Linked DNA regions of Homo sapiens: regions 2, 3, 4, 5 and 6 are each linked to region 1. Evidence: chromatin contacts called from ENCODE Hi-C or POLR2A ChIA-PET data. All regions are on one chromosome and are shown on one strand. Each heading gives the region's core, a stretch centred on a gene start or an enhancer-like site at or near the end of the contact. The rest is flanking DNA. Distances are from core to core; before and after follow the strand shown. Region 1 holds the start of ATF3 (activating transcription factor 3). Region 2 has its middle 41 kb from the start of MIR3122. Region 3 has its middle 85 kb from the start of MIR3122. Region 4 overlaps RPS6KC1 (ribosomal protein S6 kinase C1). Region 5 holds the start of RPS6KC1 (ribosomal protein S6 kinase C1). Region 6 overlaps LINC02608 (long intergenic non-protein coding RNA 2608).

What was found. Hi-C counts contacts between places; a loop is a spot of excess contacts on that map. ChIA-PET counts read pairs that join two places held with the same protein, here RNA polymerase II (POLR2A). Pooled maps may share reads with other maps.
Region 2: a loop to region 1 is called in a pooled map of gastrocnemius medialis, with 6 times the contacts of the local background. The contact joins the enhancer-like site here to the promoter of ATF3 in region 1. A Hi-C loop is called at or near these places in 1 of 50 pooled maps. POLR2A ChIA-PET finds 5 or more read pairs at or near these places in 2 of 52 experiments (GM12878 and activated T-cell).
Region 3: a pooled map shows a loop between it and region 1 (4-fold over the local background). The contact joins the enhancer-like site here to the promoter of ATF3 in region 1. A Hi-C loop is called at or near these places in 2 of 50 pooled maps. POLR2A ChIA-PET finds 5 or more read pairs at or near these places in 2 of 52 experiments (H1 and K562).
Region 4: a map of PC-3 shows a loop between it and region 1 (7-fold over the local background). The contact joins the enhancer-like site here to the promoter of ATF3 in region 1. A Hi-C loop is called at or near these places in 1 of 168 maps with a recorded cell type or tissue (PC-3), 2 of 37 single-sample maps with no recorded cell type and 7 of 50 pooled maps. POLR2A ChIA-PET finds 5 or more read pairs at or near these places in 3 of 52 experiments (K562, PC-3 and activated naive CD4-positive, alpha-beta T cell).
Region 5: a loop to region 1 is called in a map of mammary epithelial cell, with 2.9 times the contacts of the local background. The contact joins the promoter of RPS6KC1 here to the promoter of ATF3 in region 1. A Hi-C loop is called at or near these places in 2 of 168 maps with a recorded cell type or tissue (K562 and mammary epithelial cell) and 7 of 50 pooled maps. POLR2A ChIA-PET finds 5 or more read pairs at or near these places in 5 of 52 experiments (H1, MCF 10A, Panc1 and 2 more).
Region 6: a pooled map shows a loop between it and region 1 (2.3-fold over the local background). The contact joins the enhancer-like site here to the promoter of ATF3 in region 1. A Hi-C loop is called at or near these places in 4 of 50 pooled maps. POLR2A ChIA-PET finds 5 or more read pairs at or near these places in 3 of 52 experiments (AG04450, HEK293T and activated CD4-positive, alpha-beta T cell).

What each region holds. Positions count from the first base shown.
Region 1 is chr1:212,606,179-212,610,135 of GRCh38, reverse strand. It overlaps ATF3 (activating transcription factor 3), which reads right to left and starts at 1,375. Exons shown (of 4, transcript NM_001674.4): 1 at 1,206-1,375. RefSeq lists silencers at 554-733, 744-883, 1,504-1,713, 3,104-3,283 and enhancers at 994-1,053, 792-1,749, 1,750-2,707.
Region 2 is chr1:212,117,064-212,120,939 of GRCh38, reverse strand. No RefSeq gene overlaps it. Among named protein-coding and RNA genes, the nearest start is that of MIR3122, 41 kb to the right of the region's middle. Within about 2 kb of position 1,284, at least 6 of the 41 ENCODE cell types and tissues checked have a DNase peak (open chromatin) inside an H3K27ac peak, as active enhancers do.
Region 3 is chr1:212,160,547-212,164,352 of GRCh38, reverse strand. No RefSeq gene overlaps it. Among named protein-coding and RNA genes, the nearest start is that of MIR3122, 85 kb to the right of the region's middle. RefSeq lists an enhancer at 3,011-3,120. Within about 2 kb of position 1,617, at least 7 of the 41 ENCODE cell types and tissues checked have a DNase peak (open chromatin) inside an H3K27ac peak, as active enhancers do.
Region 4 is chr1:213,068,217-213,071,878 of GRCh38, reverse strand. RPS6KC1 (ribosomal protein S6 kinase C1) reads right to left here. Exons shown (of 15, transcript NM_012424.6): 2 at 838-873. Among named protein-coding and RNA genes, the nearest start is that of RPS6KC1, 19 kb to the right of the region's middle. RefSeq lists an enhancer at 1,139-1,438. Within about 2 kb of position 1,323, at least 2 of the 41 ENCODE cell types and tissues checked have a DNase peak (open chromatin) inside an H3K27ac peak, as active enhancers do.
Region 5 is chr1:213,049,118-213,052,879 of GRCh38, reverse strand. RPS6KC1 (ribosomal protein S6 kinase C1) reads right to left here and starts at 1,639. Exons shown (of 15, transcript NM_012424.6): 1 at 1,371-1,639. The coding sequence starts at 1,475. RefSeq lists a silencer at 1,411-1,510.
Region 6 is chr1:212,236,605-212,240,689 of GRCh38, reverse strand. LINC02608 (long intergenic non-protein coding RNA 2608) reads left to right here. Exons shown (of 4, transcript NR_125984.1): 2 at 1,714-1,783. Among named protein-coding and RNA genes, the nearest start is that of LINC02608, 46 kb to the left of the region's middle. Within about 2 kb of position 1,894, at least 9 of the 41 ENCODE cell types and tissues checked have a DNase peak (open chromatin) inside an H3K27ac peak, as active enhancers do.

The sequences.
Region 1 (3,957 bases), core at 126-2,625:
GAGAAGGAGAACGAATCCAGTGGAAAGAAAGCTGGTGAGGGAAAAGATGCCCTGCAGAAAAGTCCCCTTTCCCCCACTGTCTGGACACTGGTGAATGACATTAGATAGAGACCCACCCCATTCAAGTCCCCTCACTGGCTCCTTTTCTCCCCACTACACCACTCCAAAATCTGAAAATCTCCAGACAGAAAGGACCTTAGTAGTTATCTGGTCCAACCACTGCATTGTGCCCTCCAACACGCAGAGGGGGCCGGTACTGCCCATGTGCCCTTATTTCCCGGCTCCGCATACTGAGGCCCAACGACATCGATTGCAGTGTAAGCGCTCAGAGTCCTGGCACTAGACCACAAAGCCATTCTCTCAAATATCTGCACAAGTGGCTCCACACCCTCGCTTCCCCGCCACGGTGGGTCTCCCGCGGACCCGCCGAAGGAAAAGCCAGAGTGAGAGTCCCAGGTGTGTGGGAGTCCCGGGCTCGGGGTCCGGACACCAGCCGTTGCCGGGAGCCCTCCCCGTCTTCCGCCCCGGGACAGCGCGACACCAGCGCTCGCCACTTCCAAGCTTATCCCAGCTAACTTTTTCTCGGGGTTGCCTTCACGGTCCTGCCGCCAGTGCTGCGGGGTACCCAGGGCGACCCCCAGCGGCCGCGCCCGGGACGCCTCCCGCCCTCTCGCCCCTTCCCCATTCATTCCTCTCGGCGCGTGGGGCAGCCCTCCCGCAAGCCTCCGGCCTTCGTGCCTCTCTGCGCCCCCCCCCCCCCACCCGGGAAGGATCGGCTCCCACAGTGCCGTGTCTCGAAGCGAGGGATGGAGCGGGACGGCGAGCGAGGCAGCCTCGGACACCCCAACGCACCCGCCCACCCACCTTACGCCCTCTCCCAGCCGGGCAAGCCAGCGCCGTCGGCGGAGAGAAGCGGCGCTCGAGGCTGGCGGCAGAGTGGACGCCCGACCTCCGTCACCAGGAACCTTTCGCGCCCCAAGTCAAAAGAGAAAGTTAGTTCTTTCGCTTTGCGGGAAACTTTTCGAAGCGCCGAGGAGCAGCGGTGGCTTAGAAGAAGTTTAAGCCAGAGTTATTTCCAAGCCGGAGGCTGGGGGCGCGGATCCGGGGTGGGTCAGGGGTCGGCGGACTGGTTACTTAGAGGGGCGCGAAGGGAATGAAGGCGAGCAGCCCTCGTCGCGCTCACTCCCTCGGCTTCCAGCGCTCACCTCCAGGCTCCGCTCGGGGCGGCCAGGGTCGGGACGGGGTCGGGCGGGCTGTTTGTCTGGCCGGCGGGCGAGCACCGAGGACTCACGGCCGGCGCGCGGGCTGAAGGGTGCGCTCGGGCGGCGGCGAGAGAAGAGAGCTGTGCAGTGCGCGCCTGGCTGCGTGCGACTGTGGCTTGGAGAGCGTTGCATCACCCCTTTTATAGCCCTCAGGCTGGCGGCGCGGTCGTTTACTCCGTGTTGCCAGTCCCAGGCTGACGTAATGCTATTAATAGCTTCCCGGGAGAACCGGCCGAACGGAGCGGAGGAAGGGGGGTGGAGGAGGGGCCAAGGCGGGGCCGAAGGCGGGTGGAGAGAGGGGGCACTGGTGATGCAAGTTCGGGGAGGAGCCAGCCCAGGCGCGTTCCCCCAGCCTCGCTCACTGAGACACACACCAGCCCGCCCTCTCTCTCCATATCAGGACCGGAGCCGCCCGGGATAGCCGCCAGATGTGCGTACTCGCTGCTGCGTGTTCCAGGCATGACCAATGGTGCCCAAGCCAGCGGCATGACTCCACCGCGCTGGCATCTGTCCCTCCGCTAGGTTGAAGAGCGGGGGGGGCGGGGAAGGTGGGGAGGCGGGTCCCGGCCCCAGCCCAGACTAGGTGAGGCTGGGAAGCGGGCACGACCTTTCTCTAAAATGCGTGGTCATTTTCTGGAGCTTCAGGAAAATACCCCCTCCCCCACTGGCCTCCTACTTCTCTAGCAGGGGCGGAGTAGGGGCAGAAGCGTTAGTCTGTGGTGTGGGGAAGGTGTCCAAAGTCACCCTTCGGTGTATCCACGCCGTTACCCGCCGGGTGTGACCTCTGCGGCGGGGACCGCGAGAAGCCCGCCGGTTAACACAAAAGCGGAGGGCAGCCCTCGGCTGGCACCGTGCGCCCGAGCCCGCAGCCCCGGACACTCCACATGGACGCACACGCAGGACAGCTCCGGGCTCCGAAACTAGGGCGAGTGGTAGGACCGTATCGGTTCGATTTTTTTTTTTTTACAATCACAAAGCGTTTGAAATTGACAAGAACATGTCAGTGAAACCAACAAGAGCGTGAAAAGATCGGAGTCCAGGAGGAATCAGAGGCAACCCGGTGGGAGGGTAGGAGGGGGCGGAAGCCAGCGGCCAGGAGGAGGGGGAAAGAGAAGGTGCTTTGGGGTCCGCGAACCTGCCCAGGCCTGGGGGTCGCCCCGCTCTCAGGCAATATTTAGGGAAAACCCATGTTCAGCTTTCACGTGTTCTTCTGCTCCCAGAGCCGATTGGACTGGGACCGGACGGCCCGGAATGGGGACGCAATGACCACAGGCGGAACCCGCAGCAGAAATCCCCTCTGCCCTCAAGCCAGGGTGGCGGGAAAGGCGGGGCCCCGTGGTCCGAGATTCGAGCTGAGACCTCAGCAGAACTGGGTTTGAACCTTAAAAACGATTTCCTGGTTCTTATTCCCCGACCCCAACAATTTCTGCTCAGAGAGCGGCAGAACCAAGGAACCTTCTTGACTGCCCGTGGATGACTATTTGTAGACACAAGTGTGGCCTGGGACTTTCGCACCTGCCTGGGAGGGAGACCTGCGCGGCCGCAGGGTGTGGGGGCACGGTGAAGGGCAGAAACACCTGCTCCTTTCCACCTGCCTCTGGGAGAGAGGCGGCCGAAGGTCACAGTTTGGTAATTTGGGGTAGAAACTAGAGGTGTCTGGAGCCTGGGTCTCACTTGAAGTCCCCAGTTCCCCCCACCGGGGTTCCTCGCCGCCAAGCCCGACCTCACTCAGACCACCCACCTCTCCACGGGCCTGGGAACACGCGGAGGGCGGCCTCGGAAGTCTTTGCGCCCCGGCGGACCCGGGAGCCCTGGAGTTCCACGCGGGATCCTCCGAGATCCTGCTCTGGACCTGAACCGATTTCCAGCGGCGTCGCGCGGGAAGTGCAGGGCGGGTGTTTTCGCTTTACTTTTCGCCCTGGTAACGGCTCTCCGGGCCCCACCCTCCGCTTCCACGCCCTCACCCCCGCGCGCCGCTCAGCACACCTCCACAACCCGCCCTCCCGCTGGAGTGCGCGCAGGTAAACCCCGGGCGTGTCGGAGCAGCCCGGCGGACACCGGGCGGGATTAGGTGGAGGAGTGTTTGCATTTGAATGAAGTTATTTGTTATCTCTACTTAGCTATTTTATCTACTTATAGATTGTTCTGGAATAAATAGCACCATTATAAAGTGAAGCAAGGAGAGGAGGGAGAACACGTGAAGCTTTTTACTCTTTCTGCTGTGAAACAGAAATTTTGACCAGTTTACAGGTTGAACTATGATTCCATTAAAACACCCAAGCCAGATCTGTGGAGATCTGCTCCTGTCCTTAAGGGGAAATTCAACTTAGGGCGTCAAGTAAACAAACAGCCAGACCGTCCTCCACAAAACAATGCAAGGGAAGGATAATTGGGGTGGGGGGAGAAGCCCCCAACACCCCGGTCGGGTTATTCTTATTACCATTGTGCCTCCAGTTCTTTTTATCAATCTTGCTTCATTCTAATTACTCTTAGTTTGGAATCTCCAAGTTGGATAGAAATGCTGTCAGCTGTTCACGGAAGTCTGATCCTGATATTCTAAACCCGAAAAGTGATAAGAATCTTGACAGAGAACTAAGTCCACTCCCACTTGAATGAAACTCTTACCCAGGGAAAACGAAAACTACTCCTGCCTGCCTCCCTCCCCTCAGCCCCCAGGAGAACCGTGAAATGCCTG
Region 2 (3,876 bases), core at 35-2,534, 490 kb after region 1:
GGCAGAGACTGTGGGGCTCTAATCACTGCTGTGCTATAAAGTTCTTATGACCATTCAGTGCAAACCACTCAATCTCATTGGATTCCAATTCCTTTACTTATTTATTTATTTATTTTGAGACGGAGTTTCGCTCTTGTTGCCCAGGCTGGAGTGCAATGGCGCAATCTTGGCTCACCGCAACCTCTTACTCCTGGTTTTAATCAATTCTCCTGCCTCAGCCACCGGAGTAGCTGGGATTACAGGCATGCGCCACCACGCCTGGCTAATTCTGTATTTTTAGTAGAGACGGGGTTTTTCCATGTTGGTCTCGAACTCCCGACTGCAGGTGATCCACCTGCCTTGGCCTCCCAAAGTGTTGGGATTACAGGCGTGAGCCACTGTTTCTGGCCCCAATTCCTTTATTTCATAAGCATATTTAATATGAGAGAAATTGAATTCCTAAGAAAAAATCCCAAGGAATCAATAGGATATACTTTTAAAGAAAAAGGTGGGTCAGCATATAGGAAATTAAGATATTAATGGCTACTCACCTAGAGCCCAGACTTGGGGGATCTGGATGGGTCTAAGGAAGACTGGAGATTTAAGGGAACCAGATCTACTATCCAAGAGCCATGAGTATCCCCAGGGCTGAGTCTGGTTCTATCTGTTTAGCAGAAATTAACCCAAAGGCTGGTCTCAAAGGTTCTCAGGGCCAGTTAGCTCAAGTTTCCAGAGCACTGTGCTCAAAGGATCACAAGTTTGACCTTTGTGATTATGCGACAACTAATGTCACTCTGTTTTCACATTAGACTGAGCCCTAGCTGTAGCCAGGAGCATCACTGGGGACACATGGAGGACTGGCTGGGAGAGTGTGAGTGGCATCCCTGCCTTTGGAAACCAGCTCAAAGTCCACTCTAGCTCAAACTGCTCACTTTAACAAACACCTCAAGTTTGTGTGTGTTCCGCATGTCACCATCATTTTAGGTAATTTTCAAAGAACAAGTGAGCAGCGAAAGAATACAAGGCTCACTCCTAAGGGACTTCAGGCTGAGGCACTAGCCCAGCTGGGATGACCAATGAGATTGACTCCTTCAAGAAGTAAGAACTCCTTTAAGAAGTAAAGACTCCATTCTCCCTGTCTTCGGTGAAGTCACATAACTCGTCTTTCTCACAGGGCCTGCCTCTCTGGGCACCTCAGCCAGTGCCTGCAGGGCTGGTTATCCAAGCTCACACTGAGAGCTGTCGCTGAGTGTCAGGCACACAGAACCAGAGGGCTGGGCCTTTGACAGCAGCTCCAAAAATAAGGTGCCAGGCCCTGCTTCTCACTTTCCCCTTGTGCCCTGTGAGCTGCTGGCATTGCCTTTGGAGCCATTACTCAGCAGGCTGAATGTAGCAGAAATAGGATGCTGCTTTGACTCAGGAGCCCAGATTCTTTCTCGGGCTGAGTCCTGCAAGCCTGTCTCTTGCACTGCAGTGGAGGGCCCTGGCAGGGCTATGTGGGGACATAACCTGGCCTCTCACTCTCACTTCCTGGCAGGGCAGTAATCCAGGACAGCGTTTTGCTGCTAACTATCCCTGGGCTTTTGCAGGTGTCTCTGTGCCCCTGGGCTGTACAGCACCAGCTATCTGGTGAACACCCTTTCCTTACCTCCTCCATTCTTTTCACACACACTCCTTCCCCCTTCTCATCCTAAATGAAAACCTGGCCTGCCACCAGGCCCCATCTCTCTTCCTCAGGGTCAGAACAGGCTGACATTCTCCAACCTCCTGACCCCAGCTTCTCCAGACCCCGGCTTCCCCACCCTTCTTGGGCACATCATCCTGTTTTACTGCTGGCTCAGTCCACTCAACTGTTCGCTGGTGTCCAGCACATTCTCTTGCCCTCCTCAGTGGCTTAACACCTGCCTTGTAGCTTTCATGACAACTTCCTCTTCTGTCACCTGTTTTTTTACTTTTCTGGTATCTTAGCTTCACTATTGTTTTCTAAAACCTACAAATAACATCTGCCCAACCTGTCATTCACTGTAACAAATATACTTTGGACATGGGCATCAGAATGGCCCATATCATACCAAATTCTTACAACCCTACTCTGACCACAAACATCTTAGCTTCTTTCTACCTGTCTGCTTCAGGTAATTCTTCCTCACCTGCTCACCCTTCCCAGAATCTCTTGCACCCTCCACATCCAGCCTGGATCCCTTGGCCTGCCGTTTCCAGGGTGCCCATGGGTCCCGCATACTTTCACTCTTCCCTGGGTCGCCTGTGCTGACTTCCCACCTTGGGTAATCCCTACCTCAGTTTTCTTTGGCTCTGCTCCCAGATTGCTGAGTGCAGCTGAAAACGTACAAGCTCTCTGTGGTGTTGGAGCCTTCAACAACCCATTCCATTAAGACCATGTGTGTCTGACTGTCTTCCCCACCATTTGCACTTCAAGGTAGGGACTTTAGCACCCCCAGGATAATCATAAAAAGTTAAAATGTAGTACACGACTGACACTTGCCTAGGCACCTTACATATATAGTAATTTATTTAATCCTCCGATGACAACAGAGAAAGCACTGTTATCACCTTTCCTGTTTTTCAGTGAGGACACTGGGGCTCAGAGAAATGAAGTAACTTGCATAAGGTCACAGGATCAGTAGATAGCAGAGTCAAGATTATGGTATCTGGGTGACACATTTATACTGTTCTCTTCTTAAGAGCTCTGTGGAAAGTTTGCTGACTTTCATCAGAGCTTCTGCTGCAGCTAGCAATCTTTTAAATCATCCCCAGTTCACTCTTAATTGGACGTATGTATATTTCTTTTTTTTTCTTTTTTGAGATGGAGTCTTGCTCTGTCGCCCAGGCTGGAGTGCAGTGGGGTGATCTTGGCTCACTGCAACCTCTGCCTCCCGGGTTCAAGTGATTCTCCTGCCTCAGCCTCCTGAGTAGCTGGGATTACAGGTGCGCATCACCATGCCCGGCTAATTTTTGTATTTTTAGTAGAGACGGGGGTTTCACCATGTTGGCCAGGCTGGTCTCAAACTCCTGACCTCGTGATCTGCCCGCTTTGGCCTCCCAAAGTGCTGGGATTACAGGCGTGAGCCACTGTACCCAGTGGATGTATGTATATTTCATTTCTGACTCTTTAATACTTCTGGTAAATTTAGACCAGAGATCATTGCTCTCTGGTCCCAGTGGGCATCTAGACTCTCAGGGCAACCTTCCATGCTCTTCTTCCTTGTGTTTGACTGAACTAGCTCCCAGATGAGCTTCCCTCAGGGCCCCATGTGCCACAACCCCAGATACCTCCACTGTTCAGCGGGGCTGTGCTGTCCCAGTTCCCATTCTCTAGGGAAGAGAGAAGACATTACAATTGTCATGATGGTTATTTAAAGTCATTTCCATGTCAACAGGCTTTGGAAGCTGGGACTTAAATCCCCCCTCTGCCACTCACTACCTTCCATGGGCAAATCACTTAAATTCAAAGAGATTTAGTTTCTTTCTCTCTTCTCCTCTCTCTCTTTCTTTTCATTCTTTTTTTAAAGGAAGTCTTGCTCTGTTGCCCAGGCTAGAATACAGTGGCACGATCTTGGCTCACTTCAACCTCCGCCTCCCGGGTTCAAGCGATCCTCCCGCCTTAGCCTCCTGAGTAGCTGGGATTATAGGCACGTGCCACCATGCCTGGCCAATTTTTGTATTTTTAGTAGAGATGGGGTTTCACTATGTAGGCCAGGCTGGTCTCAAACTCCTGACCTCAAGTAATCCACCCCCTGGCCTCCCAAAGTGCTGGGATTACAGGTGTGAGCCACTGTGACTGGCCTAGATTTAGTTGCTTTATCTGCAAAGTGAGAATAATAATGATACTCTTATTAGGGTTATATTTATTAAAGAGCCTTGCACAGAGCCTGGCTC
Region 3 (3,806 bases), core at 368-2,867, 450 kb after region 1:
ACCCTACTCTGGATCCTGTGCTGAGAAAGACTGAAAGATGGAAGCAGAGAGATGAGTTGAAAACGTTACTGTGGTAATCTCGGTGAGAGAGAACCATGGCCTTAGACCAGGTGGCAGCAGTGCAGGTGATGAGAAGTGGTCATAATCTGAATATATTTTGAAAGTAGGAACAACAGGTTTTTCTGAAAGACTGGCTATAAGGTGTAAAATAAGTCGCAAATGACTCCAAGGTTTTTGTCCCAGCATATTGAAAGGATAGAGTTGCCATTAATTGAAACAGGCAAGACTGTGGGAGGAGCAAGTTTGGTGGGAGGAGCAAGTTTGGTGGCAGAAGACGAGTTTGGGGTATTTTCAGTTTAAAATGTCTAACAGATATTCAAGTGTAGGTAGTTTGAAATACAAATAAAATGTCCAACTGATTGGAACAATCTAAGCAGGGGAGAGGTGTGAGTTAGAGAGAGATTTGAGAGATAAACTATTTCAGAAATAAACTATAATGTATCCATCAGGAAAGGATAGCACTCTCAGGGTGTTTGGTGGTGGATACAGACTATTTCAACAAGGGAGCTAATTAGCAGACACTGTCCAGAAGAGAGGCTTCCTGGACTCTCAGTGACTGAAACATTCAGAAATATTCCTAGACTATATATTGGTAAGTTATTATGTCCTCGGAGATTTGTAGGAATATCCCTCAGAACACAAGAAGTTCTGATTCTTGAATAGGCCTTTTCCAAGTTGATTGTTCCACATTTTACACAAGCCCCTTGTGGAAAAGGTGCCCAGTTTATGGTGATAATGATTACAGAGTCGTAGAGTTAGAGCTTGGAAGATATCTTAAAGGTTCTCTTGGTCCAACCTCACACCTATGGCATGGCTGATAGATAATTAGAGTCACATCCAATGGAAATGATCTCACATCTCCCAGGCAGACTCTTCTCCTGATGGTCAACTCCATTAGAAAGTTCTTTCATGTCGGGCATAGTGGCTCATGCCTGTAATCCCAGCACTTTGGGAGGCTGAGGCGGGTGAATCACCCAAGGCTAGGAGTTCAAGACCAGCCTGGCCAACATGGTGAAACCCTGTAAAAAATACAAAAATTAGCTGGGTGTCGTGGAGCACGCCTGTAATCCCAGCTACTTGGGAGGCTGAGGCAGGAGAATTGCTTGAACCTGGAAGGATGAGGTTGCAGTGAGCTGAGATTGTGCCACTGCACTCCAGCCTGGGTAAAAGAGGGCAACTCTGTCTCAAAAAAAAAAAAAAAAAAAAGTTCTTTCTTGCGTGAAGCACACATATGCCTCACTGTCGTTACATTTTTTTCTGCGTCTCAGAGACCCCGATGAATGCCTTACTACATTTAGCAAATGAGACTCAAAGTGCAAGAGCTTCAATGTGACCATAAGTTTCACCTTCACGGGGCCTGTCAAATGGTTTAGGTTTCAAAACTTAAGCCCTTGGCCTTCACTAAAACTTCCCAGTATCTTCTGTCAAGAGGCTTCCTGGACTTTTGAAGAGAAAGTAAACTAAATGGGTGTTTGTTTCTCATCAGTGAAAGCAACGTGCTTGCAGAGGCCAGCTGGTCTATTTTTGTCTGTGGGTGGTGGATGGTTGCCAGGATTGAGCAGAGGTGTTTTCCTGTGGTAAAGACCAGAGATGGGGGTTGGTGGAGATGGTTCTTGATGCAGGAGAAGGAAGATTCGTGAACAGGATTCAGAACCTGGGAGCCTGTTGAGGAGGTCCTAGGGCTACCTTCAAGCTCAGACCCCTCATTCGCCGCCTCACTTGCATCCTTTTTCAATGTGTGCTCAGGGACTGCTAAGAGACTCATTCCTCCCCTAACAGGCAATAGCTATGAGGCTTTTAGTTGGGCCAGGTCTTGCAGGACACTCATCCTTCTGTATGATGGTCTCATTGCTGGTATCCTGGGTCCAAGTGTCCCCTACTCATCCTCACTAACAGGGCTCTGGCACTGCTTGTTTAGATGCAAATGTCTGGGGTGGGAGGACGTAACCACCTATAGTGGCACAAAATGCCCAGGAGTCAAGTTAATCCTAAGGATTTGGGGACTAACTCAGATGCAAAGCCTGAGAAACACCTGTCCACAGGCCCAAAGAATGTCTAGGGTTTTAGAGCCATGGATTTGAGACCCAGTAGAGCTGGGACTAAATGAAAGCAGTTTGGGAATAAGCCAATGTAGGGTCCTGGGTTATTTTAGCATCTGCACTTTCTTTAAGGGCCCACGTGTATGTGGGATATTCACAAGTGTGAATTCAGGGTGGTTTTTTTTTTAAATTGGGATTTTTAAATATAGATTTTAAAAATATAGATAAAAATATGGATTTCTGGGCCTTGTCCTTAGAAATTCTGATTCAGTGAGTCTGAGGGGGACTCAGAAAGCTGTCTTTTGAAAACTTTCCCAGTTTACTCCGATGTGTGTTTGGGAATCATCAGCTTAACGAATTAGAGGTGGGGCAGACACTTGTCTGTCAACATCCAAATTTCCTGTCCTCAGCCTTGGTGGTGCGCTTGCCTTCATATTTCTTTTGCCTACCTGGATGACTCCTGCGACTTGATTACCTCCCTGCCCAGTCTTAGCAAAAGTGAGCTAATGTGTAAAGAGTGCTTAGCATAGGGCCGGTACTTAGTAATCACTCAATAAAAGGAGGTTGTTATTCTTATTATCTGTGGTTAAAATGATATGACATGCCTGAGCTGTATGACTCATTGGACCAGGCAGTAATATCCCTTGAACACAGTGGAATTAGGTCAACCTCCTACCACCACTAATCCTGGCATCTCTCCTCCCCCAGTGAGCTTCCTATTTGGCCCTGTTGGGTTCTCACTTGGTGCCAGTCTGACTTTCTTGGGTTTGCTTTCTATTCTTTTGGCAGGACCCAGAGCAGGTACAATTCCCTTTGTGTTTGTTTAGAAACTGCTCTTCAGTGGTTGAGAGGAGTTGGGCCTCCCAGTCACAGTGTTTTGGTGGTTTGTTTCCATTTCTCCTTTGTGGTTGTGTTTATGACTGTGGTACAACTACTTGGAACTGAAATGTAGTTTCTTTGGAGACAGGGGTATTCTGTAGACACGGTGAAATTCCTTGGACTTGGAGGGTCTCCAGAATGCAATACAATATCTCTAACTGGCTCTAGAACTACCCAGAGTGAATAGGATTCTATTGTTACAGCTAGAACTAGGGTGAATGAATGCAGGATTCTTCATTTATTCAGCCAATGTGTGTGAGCACTTCTAATGTGCCAGGCACTACTAGTACTGGGAAGAATAAAATAGCCCTGACCATTGCAGCCAAGATTTTCTTTGTTCCCTTTCTAGGCCATCAAGCACAATGCTTCCAGGTTAACCTTCACACACTCACACTCACACTCACAGGTGTTAACACTTACTGTATGTTAGGGTAAAAAGTTGGTAGGGGGCCGGGCGCGGTGGCTCACGCCTGTAATCCCAGCACTTTGGAAGGTCAAGGCGGGTGTATCACCTGAGGTCGGGAGTTCGAGACAAGCCTGGCCAACATGGCGAAACCCTGTCTCTACTAAAAATACAAACAAACAAACGAACAAGAGGGCATGGTGGCCGGCGCCTGTAATCCCAGCTACTCGGGGGGCTGAGGCAGGAGAATCGCTTGAGCCTGGAAGGCAAAGGTTGCAGTGAGCCAAGATCGCGCCATTGCACTCCAGCCTGGGCAACAACAGTGAAACTCGTCTCAAAAAAAAAAAAAAAAAAAAAGTTGGTAGGGTATAGTCCCTGTCACTCAGAAACACAAAATTATCCTACTTTAAGGCCTGTTTGGAATG
Region 4 (3,662 bases), core at 74-2,573, 460 kb before region 1:
AGGAAAAAAAATGAAAAAATGCACAGAAGAATCTGCAAAAGAACTTACTAACTTAAAGTTTAAAAAAAAAGAAATATCTATGCCTAAAGCAGTTTTCCAAGATGTCAACATGTCAATTCAATCTAAAAGTGAAAGTAGGCAGAGACCCATAATTTACTGTTAGAATCTTTAAAATAAATATTAGTTACCAAATACTTTTTATTACACAGGCATTATGATCTTGAAATGGGTAAATAGGGGCCCTTAAGTGATACTGAAATCTTGTAAACACTAGTTACCAGAACAATGATCACTTAGTAAACAGCACCATAATTCATTAAATTCTTATTTATATAACTTAACACCTACTAAAACTTAACAATTACTTAGTAGGTCTCAAATAGGACACTTCAGCTACTGTTTTGTGAAATGAAGACAATCTTCACGCAAACATATAAAGACTGATGTACAGGCCAGGCACAGTGGCTCACGTCTGTAATCCCAGCACTTTGGGAGGCTGAGGCAGGTGGATCACCTGAGGTCAGGAATTCGAGACCAGCCTGGCCAACGTGGTAAAACCCCATCTCTACTAAAAATACAAAAATAGCTGAGTGTGGTGGCAGATGCCTGTAATTCCAGCTACTCGGGAGGCAGAGGCAGGAGAATCACTTGAACCCAGGAGGCAGAGGTTGCAGTGAGCCGAGATTGCGCCACTGCACTCCAGCCTGAGCAACAGGAGCGAAACTCCGTCTCAAAAAAAAGAGGTTGATGTACAAATGATTCAGGCAATTTCCTCAAAAAAGCATTTAGTTAAATTTTTATCAAATACATAAAATAAAATCTTCATATAAATGTTACCTCCTGGACATCCTCTGGATTTCTTCGTGAAACAACCTAAAACAAAACATACATAGAAATCTCTAATCATTATCAAAATTTAAGATTTCATATTTGTATAATTAACTTCCAATAGTATTTGTATGAAAAATTCAATTTGCTTAAAAAAATAAACACTATATCATTTATCCAAAACTCAGCTATATAATAACTTCACTATCTGAAATTCATACTGTTAAATCAAGTTTAACCTAAAGTTACCTCCCTTAGGCTACATATTTTAAGTTTGGCCTAAAAGTTTCTCTGTACATAATGAAAGAGAAATAGATATGTAAATAGATGTGTAAAGACTGTAACCTACTCTGGCGCCAATCACCAAGTTTTGGCCAAAGAGAGCCAACTGTTCAAACAGTGTTCAAATAAGGCAAATGCTTAGTTGGAACCAATACAGCTGTTTCAGTTTCCTTTTCTGTACATCACTTTCCTTTTTCTGTCCATAAATCTTCCACCACATGGTTGCGCTGGAGTCTCTCTGGACCTACACTGGCTGAGGAGGCTGACCAATTTGTGAATCATTCTTTGCTCAATTAAACTCTGTTAAATTTAATTTGGCTAAAAATGTTATTTTAACAATACTAAAAATTAAGCAAAAAAACAGCTAAAAGTAAGTCCACATGCTAAAGTTCATATATTCACTACATTCTTAAGAAAAAGCATCTGGCCTTTACTCTTACTTAATTAACATAATTCTAACAAGTTTGTTCACATCTCCCCTTCCCAGCAAGCCTATATACAAATTAGAAGCATAAAAAGCAGCTGCACTTAGGCAAAGTGTACAAGGGATCTCCCTACATTATTTCTTACAACTGTATATGAATCTACAATTAGCACAATAAAACTTTCAATTAAAAAAAAGCAGCTACAATGCTCGGACACAACATGTGAGAAGTATGAGAAGTAATCACTGGCTACCTATGATGAAGAAAACAAAAGTAATATAAATTATTTACAAACATTCAGGGACAAATAATCCTTCTATCAATACTCCCTAAGCAAAGAGGAAAAGGAGAGATTCCTTCAGACTTCCCTGATGACAAAGGCCAAAAAGTCTAACACCAGGTAAAAAGATTTTTTTCACAAAACTTTTGAAAAGGCTAGGTGTTTAAATCATCAAACAGCATCCTAAATTAGGAAAATCTCACATTAGATTACATAATACGGTACCATCCATGTAAGTGTCAAATTAACGGTTTTGAAGCTACAATGGTGTATTTTGCAAAAATAAACAAAAAGATAAATCAGGCTGTTCTGCCTATGGAGTAGCCATTCTTTATTCCCTTACTTTCTTAATAAACTTGCTTTCACTTTAAAAAAAATTTTAAAAAAAGATAAATCAAACACACATTAAAATGGTTGCCTAGGAGTGTGAGGAAGAAAAGGGTCTTTGATATCTAATGACAATACACCATGAACTAGGGATTATAATCCATTCAGCAACACCCCTAAAGTCCAAAATAAGAACAAAAAATAGAGGATGTAAAGTCAGACAAACCTTGGTTCAAATTACAGTTCCTCTTACAGGTTTGATCTCATCGATAAAACGGAGATAATACTAACTGCCTGGCCTGGCTGTTGTGAACAACAAATAAGGACACAGCAAGAACTCTATAATTTAAAAGTTTCCTGTCCCCTACCAGACAGGTTAACCATTGTAAAAGGTCCCACCTAAGAATTCCAGAGAACAAATATCTTGCACTCTATTCTCCAACTTTCAGAATATATAAACTTGGTGAAATCTTGTAGTAATTGTCATTAATTTATACTACAGTGCTATGCAATAGAACTTTCTGTGATAACGGAAAAAAAGGTTCTCTATTTGCAGTGTTCAACACAGCCACCACTAGCCACATGTGTGTGGCTACTGAGCCACTGAAATATGGCTACTTTGAGAAACTACATTAATTTTATTTCATTTAAATTAATTCAAAAAAATTTTTGTATTAAAGAGACAGGGTCTCACTCTGTCACCTAGGCTAGAGTGCCATGGCATGATCATAGCTCACTGCAGCCTCAAACTCCTGGACTCAACTGATCCTCCCACCTCAGCCTCTTGTGTAGCTGGAACTATAGGCACACCACAGTCGGCATACACACACACACACACACACACACACACACACACACACACATATATACACTTTTTTTTTTTTTTGGTAGAGATGGGGGTCTCCCTATGTTGCCCAGGCTGCTCTCAAATTCCTGGGATCAAGCAATCCTCCCGCCTCAGCCTCCCACAGTGCTAGGATTATAAGTGAGAACCACTGTAAGCCTTAATTTAAATTTAAATCAAAATAGCTACATGTGGTTAATGGCTACCAAATTAGACAACACAGATTCAGTATAAGAGACTATAACAGGTAACTAACAACTATACATTATTCAAATCTTTGATTTTAGCTATTACTTTCAAATACCAGCCTGTCCCCTCACACACCTTTCCAAAAGTATAGTATTTCACATAGTATGACTAATTTTGCTTCTTATAAGTGTTTCTTTTTTTTTTTTTTTTTTTTTTTTTTGAGACAGAGTCTTGCTCTGTCACCCAAGCTGGAGTGCAGTGGCGCGATCTTGGCTCACTGCAACCTCCACCTCCTGTGTTCAAGTGATTCTCCTGCCTCAGCCTCCCGAGTACCTGGGACTACAGGCATGTGCTACCATGCCCAGCGAATTTTTGTATTTTTAGTAGAGACAAGGTTTCACCATGTTGGCCAGGATGGTCTCAATCTCTTGACCTCGTGATCTGCCCGTCTCAGCCTCCCAAAGTGCTGGGATTACAGGCGTGAGCC
Region 5 (3,762 bases), core at 390-2,889, 440 kb before region 1:
CCCCAAACTGATCTATTTAACCTTTAAGATTCTTCTCAGGCTGGGTGTGGTGGCTCATGCCTGTAATCCCAGCACTTTGGGAGGCCGAGGCAGGCGGATCAACTGAGGTCAGGACTTCGAAATGAGCCTGAGCAACATGCAGAAACCCCATCTCTACTAAAAATACAAAAAATTATCAGGGCATGGTAGCACATGCCTGTAATCCCAGCTACTCGGGAGGCTGAGGTAGGAGAATCGCTTGAACTCAGGAGGCAGAGGTTGCGGTGAGCAGAGATCATGCCATTGCACTCCAGCCTGGGCAACAAGAGCGAAACTCCGTCTCAAAAAAAAAAAAATTATTCTGAAGGCCTGCTTTACATCCTCCAAATGTATATTGAACTACTGTTACTTAATCTGTACCTCTCTTCTTTAAAAATTGATAAAGTTAATTATTAACATTTTATATAACTTGGAGTTAGGCAAAACTGGTTTCAGATCCCAGACAGATCTGCTACTGCCTTGCAATGTAAAGTTGGGCAAGTTACTAAACTTGCTTTAATCTATTTCTTCCTCATTAAAATGAGAATTAAATTGGGTGATGTGCATAAAATGCCTACTATACACATATATTCATGCACACATACGTCACATACATATATACTTATTTAATTTTGATTTATTCTTACTTTCCTAGAAGATGCAGACTCTCTTTAAAACTCAAGGCAAAAGCAATGAAACATAAAGTGGGTACTAAAAATTGGACCAGTTAGTTGATGTAAAGGAGCCTCCCAACTTTAAAATGTGCCCTCATGGTAGCTCACACAAGCCACCCTCAGCAGATTTTTTTCACGTCTCCTACTGAAAAACATGAAAAACTCAAAGGTTTGACAAAGCCCGGATCCACAGTTCCTAGGTTGGTGGCCTAACACTGACATCTGTCCCAAGAATCTGTCTTTCTCACAGCAAACCTGATAAAGGTCAAGAGAAAAAACAACTTATATTACATAAGCCAAACAATACATAAATTAACACTTTTTAATCTGCATTATCTTCCTGGAGCAAGCAAAACCACTTCTGCAAATTGCGAACTCAGAAGAGAAAGTCCAAACGGGATGGGAACTGAGTCATCAATTTAAAACCATCAACCACTGACTGCCCCACCCCCAGAAAGAGGACTCTACCACGACCTACTACAGTGAAGCCCTGGGCATATCACACTCAGCCACTACTCTAAAAATCCCAACCTCCGACACCCAAGTCCCGCCAGTAGGAGCAGCACCCAGTCCCACCCTCGGCTCTGAGCCAGAGTCAGGTACCCTCACATCAGGGTCCCCACCCCAGATCCTCAGGTCCCAATCCAAGCTCTACCCCAGCCCGACACCGGCACTCACCCGGGCGGTGACCTTATATACTGTGTAGCCCCTCGGGTGTCGCTGGGGCTCGGTGACAGTGTAGAAACGGGCCAGGTCGGCACTCCGCTCCCGGTAAGAGGTCATCCTCCCGCCGCCTCTGCCGCCGCCGCCACCCGCCCGGGATCATGAGGGAAACCCGGCGCCGCCGCGGTCCAGGTTCCCCAACGCAGCGGCGAAGCGGCGAGGGGGCGGTGGCTCCAAGGCGGCTCCACGGCGGCGCCTCAGCTGCACAGCTCTGCTTCCGGGTCAGCAGAGAAGCTTCCGGGCCAGGCTATCTCCCGCTTCTAGGGGGAGGGGAGACTCCTCCTTAGATTCTAGCCCCTTTGGGGCACCTGGGACTGGCCTGTAGTTGAAGACTAAGGGGTCGCGCTGCCACCCCCGTCACTGCGGAGACCTCAGGCCTCTCCACTAAAGACGACCTCTTGTACGCTAGCTCCGTCACCTTTTATGAGATTTTATGAGAGTTGGTATAGCCACGCCACACCGGGAGAGCGTGGTCCTCCCTGCCTCCGCCCCGCCGTGGTACAAACTTAAGTGGAGTGTTGAAGGGATGGAGAGATACCATAGCCTAGCACCTTCTTTCCTTACCTATTCACAGCCTATCATTTTAAATACCCACAGCAACATCTCATTCTCTGAGACATATCCCTTACTTCTTTCTAAGACGAATTTCCTTCCATTGAGCGCCTTTCTGTAACACATCTGCACAGCAAGCCCCCAACCCAAAAAAGCTCCCAAGCCAATATCAATCTTTTAAAAATCCCCACAGGTTCGAAAATCTGGAGTCCGCCTCTGGCTAGAAGAAAGAAATATGTCACTCGACCTCTCCGAGTCACTCACTACAGTTTCCAATTTCAGCTGAGGTTGTTATCAACGCTTGGCAGTTCCTTTATCTTTTTGTGATCAAGGTTCCTTTTCATTCCACAAAATATTCATGCCAAGTCTTTGCCATTATCCTAAAGACTCTGTTCCTCTTCCTTTTGCCTCCCTACTCTCCGCACCACCACTCTTCTTTACAGGGAAAAAAGAAGAGGAAGAAGCAGCTATGGCCCTTAGTACCAATTCCTTTGTCTTCTCACATTTCCATGCCAGTCTGAAACGTACACATATCACTTGCTCATTTTTACAGCTAATGACTCCACATGTGATCTGAATCCCATCCTCTTTGGCAAACCTTAAGACACTGTTTCAATGACATTCCAAATCTCCTTTCTGTATGTTTAATCTCTTTCTCACCACTGGCTCCTTCTTTTCAACCTACATATATCTAAGTCTATTAGTCATTCATTAAACCTGAATTCACCACCTACTATGTGCCAGACATGATGCCAATTTGGCATTGGAGTTACAAAGATAGTCCCTGTTCTCCGACCGGGCGCGGTGGCTCACGCCTGTAATCCCAACACTTTGGGAGGCCGAGGCGGGCGGATTACCTCAGGTCAGGAGTTCGAGACCAGCCTGGCCAACATGGTGAAACCCCGTCTCTACTAAAAATACAAAAAATTAGCCAGGCGTGGTGGCAGGCGCCTGCAATCCCAGCTACTTGGGAGGCTGAGGCAAAAGAGTCGTTTGAACCCGGGAGGTGGAGGTTTCGGTGAGCCAAGATCGCACCATTGCACTTCAGCCTGGGGGACAAGAGCAAGACTTCTCTCAAAAAAAAAAAAAAAAAAAAAAAGGTAGATAGTCCCTGTTCTCAAGTACCATCTAGTAGGAAAAATAAAGACACAAAATATACTGTGATAAGTACCATGGTGAATGTATATATGGAGTACTAAAGAGCACATCAATTCAGGATGGAAGATCGCCTAAGGCTTTCTGATAGAAGACTGAGTCTTGGAAGAGAGATGGGAGTTAGCCAGGAGAGAAGGGAGTAAAGGGCATTATTCATTTTGCCTTCTTTTCTTCCTTTCTTTCTCCTTCCACTCACCGTCAAAGTTGTTTAAGTTGATTTTAAAGTAATCTACATCAACATTGCATCATCACCCATTTATTCCCATGTCCAATTCAATCTGGTTTCACCTCTATATTGCTACTCTGAAACTGCTCTGAAAACAGTTTCCAGTGACCTCAATTTGCCCAATATTTCTGGATTTTGAAAGTCTCTGACCATTTCTACCTTTTTAAAACTTTTGTATATTCTTAGCATATGAGTCAGCATTATTTCTCTTTTCTCTTTTATACTCAGATGACTTGCTCTTTTTTCAGTCTCCTTTGCTGGTTTCTATTCCTTCCAAGAACTTTTAGTATTCTTGTTTCTCAAGATTTTGCCTTTGATCCTTTGTTCTTTATTCCCATTGACTTGCAAATGTCTATCTCCCAGCATATCTCTCTTCCAGGACTTGACTCACTTTACCTACATCTTTATTATATA
Region 6 (4,085 bases), core at 645-3,144, 370 kb after region 1:
AGGCAGGAGAATCACTTGCACCCAGGAGGCAGAGGTTGCAGTGAGCCAAGATCATGCCACTGCACTCCAGCCTGGGTGACAGAGTGAGACTCCGTCTCGAAACAAAAAAAAAAGAAAAGAAAAGAAAAGAAAATTCTCTGGACTGTGTCCAAGGACCTGGATTCCAACCAAAGTTTTGCTACCGAGCACTTATAGAACTAGCTAAGCCTCTCAGTCCAGTTTCCTCATCTGTTAAATAAGGAATTGGGCTAGATGATCCCTAAAATCTCTTCCAGCTCTCGTATGCCATGGCTCTAAGGTAAATTACTAGCCTAGAATCATTCTCCACAATGAATACTATCTGCTTTCCACCAAAAACAAGGGGGAAAAAGGGAGAAAGAACAAGAAATTCAGATATTTTGTTTTCTCATATTTAAGGTGAGATGATTCTTTTTATAAAATTAAGATTATTTCTAACATCATTAGATCTTCTAAAAATAACAGGTTTATTAAATAAGAAATGTATATTTACTGTAGAAAAATGTAAATACACATAAGCAAAAAGAACTTAAATAACCTAAAATCCTTCCTATCAGAGACAGCCTCCATTAATATGTTGATGTATAAATGAAAATGTTTTTCTATACACACATATACATTTTTTCCTTCTGAAAATAGGATCAGACTATTCATTCTGTTTTTCAAGTGGATCCTGACATTTAGCAACATACTGAAAAAAATCTTTCTATGTTAATAAGTATACTTATATAGCATTGATTTCAACAGTTATATGGTAATCTGTTGTTTAGGTACATCCCCTATGGCTGGATAGTTACATTTATTTTTCACTATTAACAGTCTTATAAATATACTATGTGCAAACATGTATGTTTTTTAAGGCTTCTGAGTGCACAGCCAGCAGCAATACAGCATAAGTAGGGAGGAAGGAGCTGTCACATCCTTCTTTATAGATGCATGCACTAGGCAAGCTCCTCCTAACAATCAGATGGTTACGGGGAACCATTTGATTCCCCTATGCCATGTGACTACCACCATCCTGGTCACAACTGATTGGATTAGCATCCTTTTCTCCCCTAAAAGCAACCATCTGGGAGTGGCCCAAAGCCTATGAGGGGGCAGGAGACCCCTTCCCTGAGAGGGATTCCTACCTTGGGTGGTGGGTGGACAAACTGAGCAGATTCTCCCTCAAGTTACTGAACACAACACACACAAGAGGCCTTTAGTCAGCAAGGGCAGGAGCAGGCAACAGTGGATTCCCCACAACGTCAGAGAGGAAGGAGTCCTATCCAGTGTGGTTCCCAGAGCCGCCCTCCCTGGCTCCGGCTAGTTTAACCTGGAGGGTGAAGGGACAGCCTCCAGAGCCAGAGAACCTGGCTTTGGATCCTGGTTCCATCACTTCTTACCTAGAGGATCTCTGGTTAGTCCCTTTGCCTGTCTGACCCTGAGTTTCCTCATCTGAAAATGAGGAGATTAACACCTACTACAAAAGGTCACTGTGAAAACTAAACAAAATAATATATTAAAAAGCCTTTAGAAGAATGCCTGGTATAGAATAGGTAGTATTATGCCTCTGCTGGGAAGGTTTGTTTTACCTAGAACCACAGGAGTTTAAGGAGTGCTATAGGTCACTGATACCTGCAAGGACAAACTGGTGACTTCGGATACCCTGTTATTATTAGTTTACTCTTTAAGTGTTTTCGTCTCCTCCACCAGCTTGGCGAACTCCTTGAGGACATGGGCTTTGTTTTCTGTTCCATTTTACCCTCCACTGTGCCTTCGCAGGGTAAGCTCCTAATCTGTGATTGATTCTGCTGATTAGTGAGATTGTCTTTTCCTTGTTGAGCCAGCACAGCCAGTTTGAACCAGTGTAGTGGGCAGCTGGCCCGGCAGCCTAGCTCTCCTCCCTCCATGACAGCCTTCCAGAAGTAACTCTCCCTGGAAGGCAGGCAGAGCACAGCAGCCCTCAGCAGCAAGTGGAAGCTTTGTGTTCAACGCAGAGCCAGCCAAACTCTTGGGACTGGAAGTTGTCACCTATTGCAGTTTGCAGGCTTGAAAAAACATCCCCATCGAAGCTAACCCAGAACCTCCTACAGCATGTGCCAGGGCTGACAAAATGTAGAGGTGCAAGTCTGTTTTAGGGACTGCTTCCTTCAGGAAAGCCTGCTTCCTGAGAAGGCCTGAAGGACACGCCGTGGCTTCCCTCTCTGGTGTGTCCTGAGGCTAGAACCCCAAATAAAGGGAATGAAGTCATGAGGTCAGTGAAAGTTGTTGGTCCTTCTCACCGATTCAGTCCCTCCTGAACTTGCCTGCTGGCCTACCTAGGCCACCAAACATGGGCCTTGAATGCCTAATTGCCCAGCAGCTACCAAGACACGGTTTCACATAAGCTGGAGAGAGGCTCAGCTAAACAGGACAACTAGAGAGGAAGGAGATCCTGAGTAGCAGCAGCAAGTTTGGAGCTAAAGGTGTCAGAGCACAGGGATTCAAACTTTTTTTTTTTTTTTTAACATTCCTCTGTGCCAGGTATTAGACTGGGTGTGTTGCATAATAATATGCATAATAATAATATTAAAAGCTAAAACATAGTACACACCATCTGCCAATTACTATGCCAAGCATTTTACACATATTAACTCATTTAATCATTACCAAAAACCATTGAAGTAGGTAGTATTATTATCTCTATTTTACAGATAAAAAAACTGAGGCACAGTAATTTGTTTAAGGTCTCACAGCTACTAAATGGCACACCTGGACATGCACATAATTCTACTGTTATAATTTGAAACTGTCCCCTTTGAAACTCATGTTGAAACTCACTCTCCAGTGAAACAGTATCAGGAGGTGGGGCCTTTCAGAGGTGACTGAGTCATGAGGGCTCTGCCCTCATGATTGGATTGACTAGTCCATTCCTGGGTTAATGGATAATAGGTTATCATTGTGTGAGTGGGTTAGTTATCACAAGAGTGTGTCTGTTATAAAAAGCCAGGTTGGTTCTCTCTCATGAGCCCCCTCACCATGTGATGTCCCAAGCTGCCTTGGGACTCTGCAGAGGGTCCCCATAAGAGGAAGGCCCCGACTAGATGGAATCCTTTGTCCCTGGACTTCTCAGCCTCCAGAACTGTAAGAAATAAATTCCTTTTTTCTGCCTCAGCCTCCCAAGTAGCTGGGACTACAAGCTCCTGCCACCACACCCGGCTAATTTTTTGTATTTTTAGTAGAGATGGGGTTTCACCATGTTAGCCAGGATGGTCTTGATCTCCTGACCTCGTGATCCGCCTACCTCGGCCTCCCAAAGTGCTGGGATTACAGGCGTGAGCCACTGCGCCCAGCCAAATAAATTCCTTTAAAAAAAAAAGTACCTAGTCTCAGGGATTTAGTTATTGCAACAGAAAGCAGACTAAGACACCTACTGGAAAGCTTTTCAATTAAAGTCTAATATGATCATCTACACATGTATACATTTAATTCTCATAGTAAGTCTATAAGCTACGTTAATGTGGTCTCATTTTACAGATGAGAAAACTGATGGTCAGAGAGGTTAAATATGTTCAAGTTCCATAAGTAACAAGTGGTGAATATCATGCCAGTCCTGTGTGGCTCCACCACACCCTGACACAAAAAGAAGACCTTGCAAAAGAACAGGAAAATGCTTAGTGGGCTTAGGAAAGGAGGCCACTGCAAAACCACAAAAATTGGGAATATGCTACCCTGCAGGAGGTAGCACCCAGGCACAGCAAAGGGTGGAGGCTCCGGAACCAATCTGATTACTTGCCCCACTGCAACTTTCCAATCACACCAATTAGCCAGATTGATTTAAATCTGATAGTGGCAGATTTCTAAACGCCTTTTACAAAGGTGAACCTGGCAATGCTTAAAAACTGGCTCTAAATGCAGCCAAATCTCAAATAGAAAAATCTCCAAGCTTTACACTCTCTGCTCACTTTCTAAGCCACCTATTTTTTTTTTCTTTTCTTCTCTCCTTCCCAGTTAGGATAATTAAGATCTTAGAATCATAGACCTGGAAGTTTAGAGATGATTTAGCGCCCCTCTGCTTGCTTTAAGGCTACTTACTGCAACAGTTA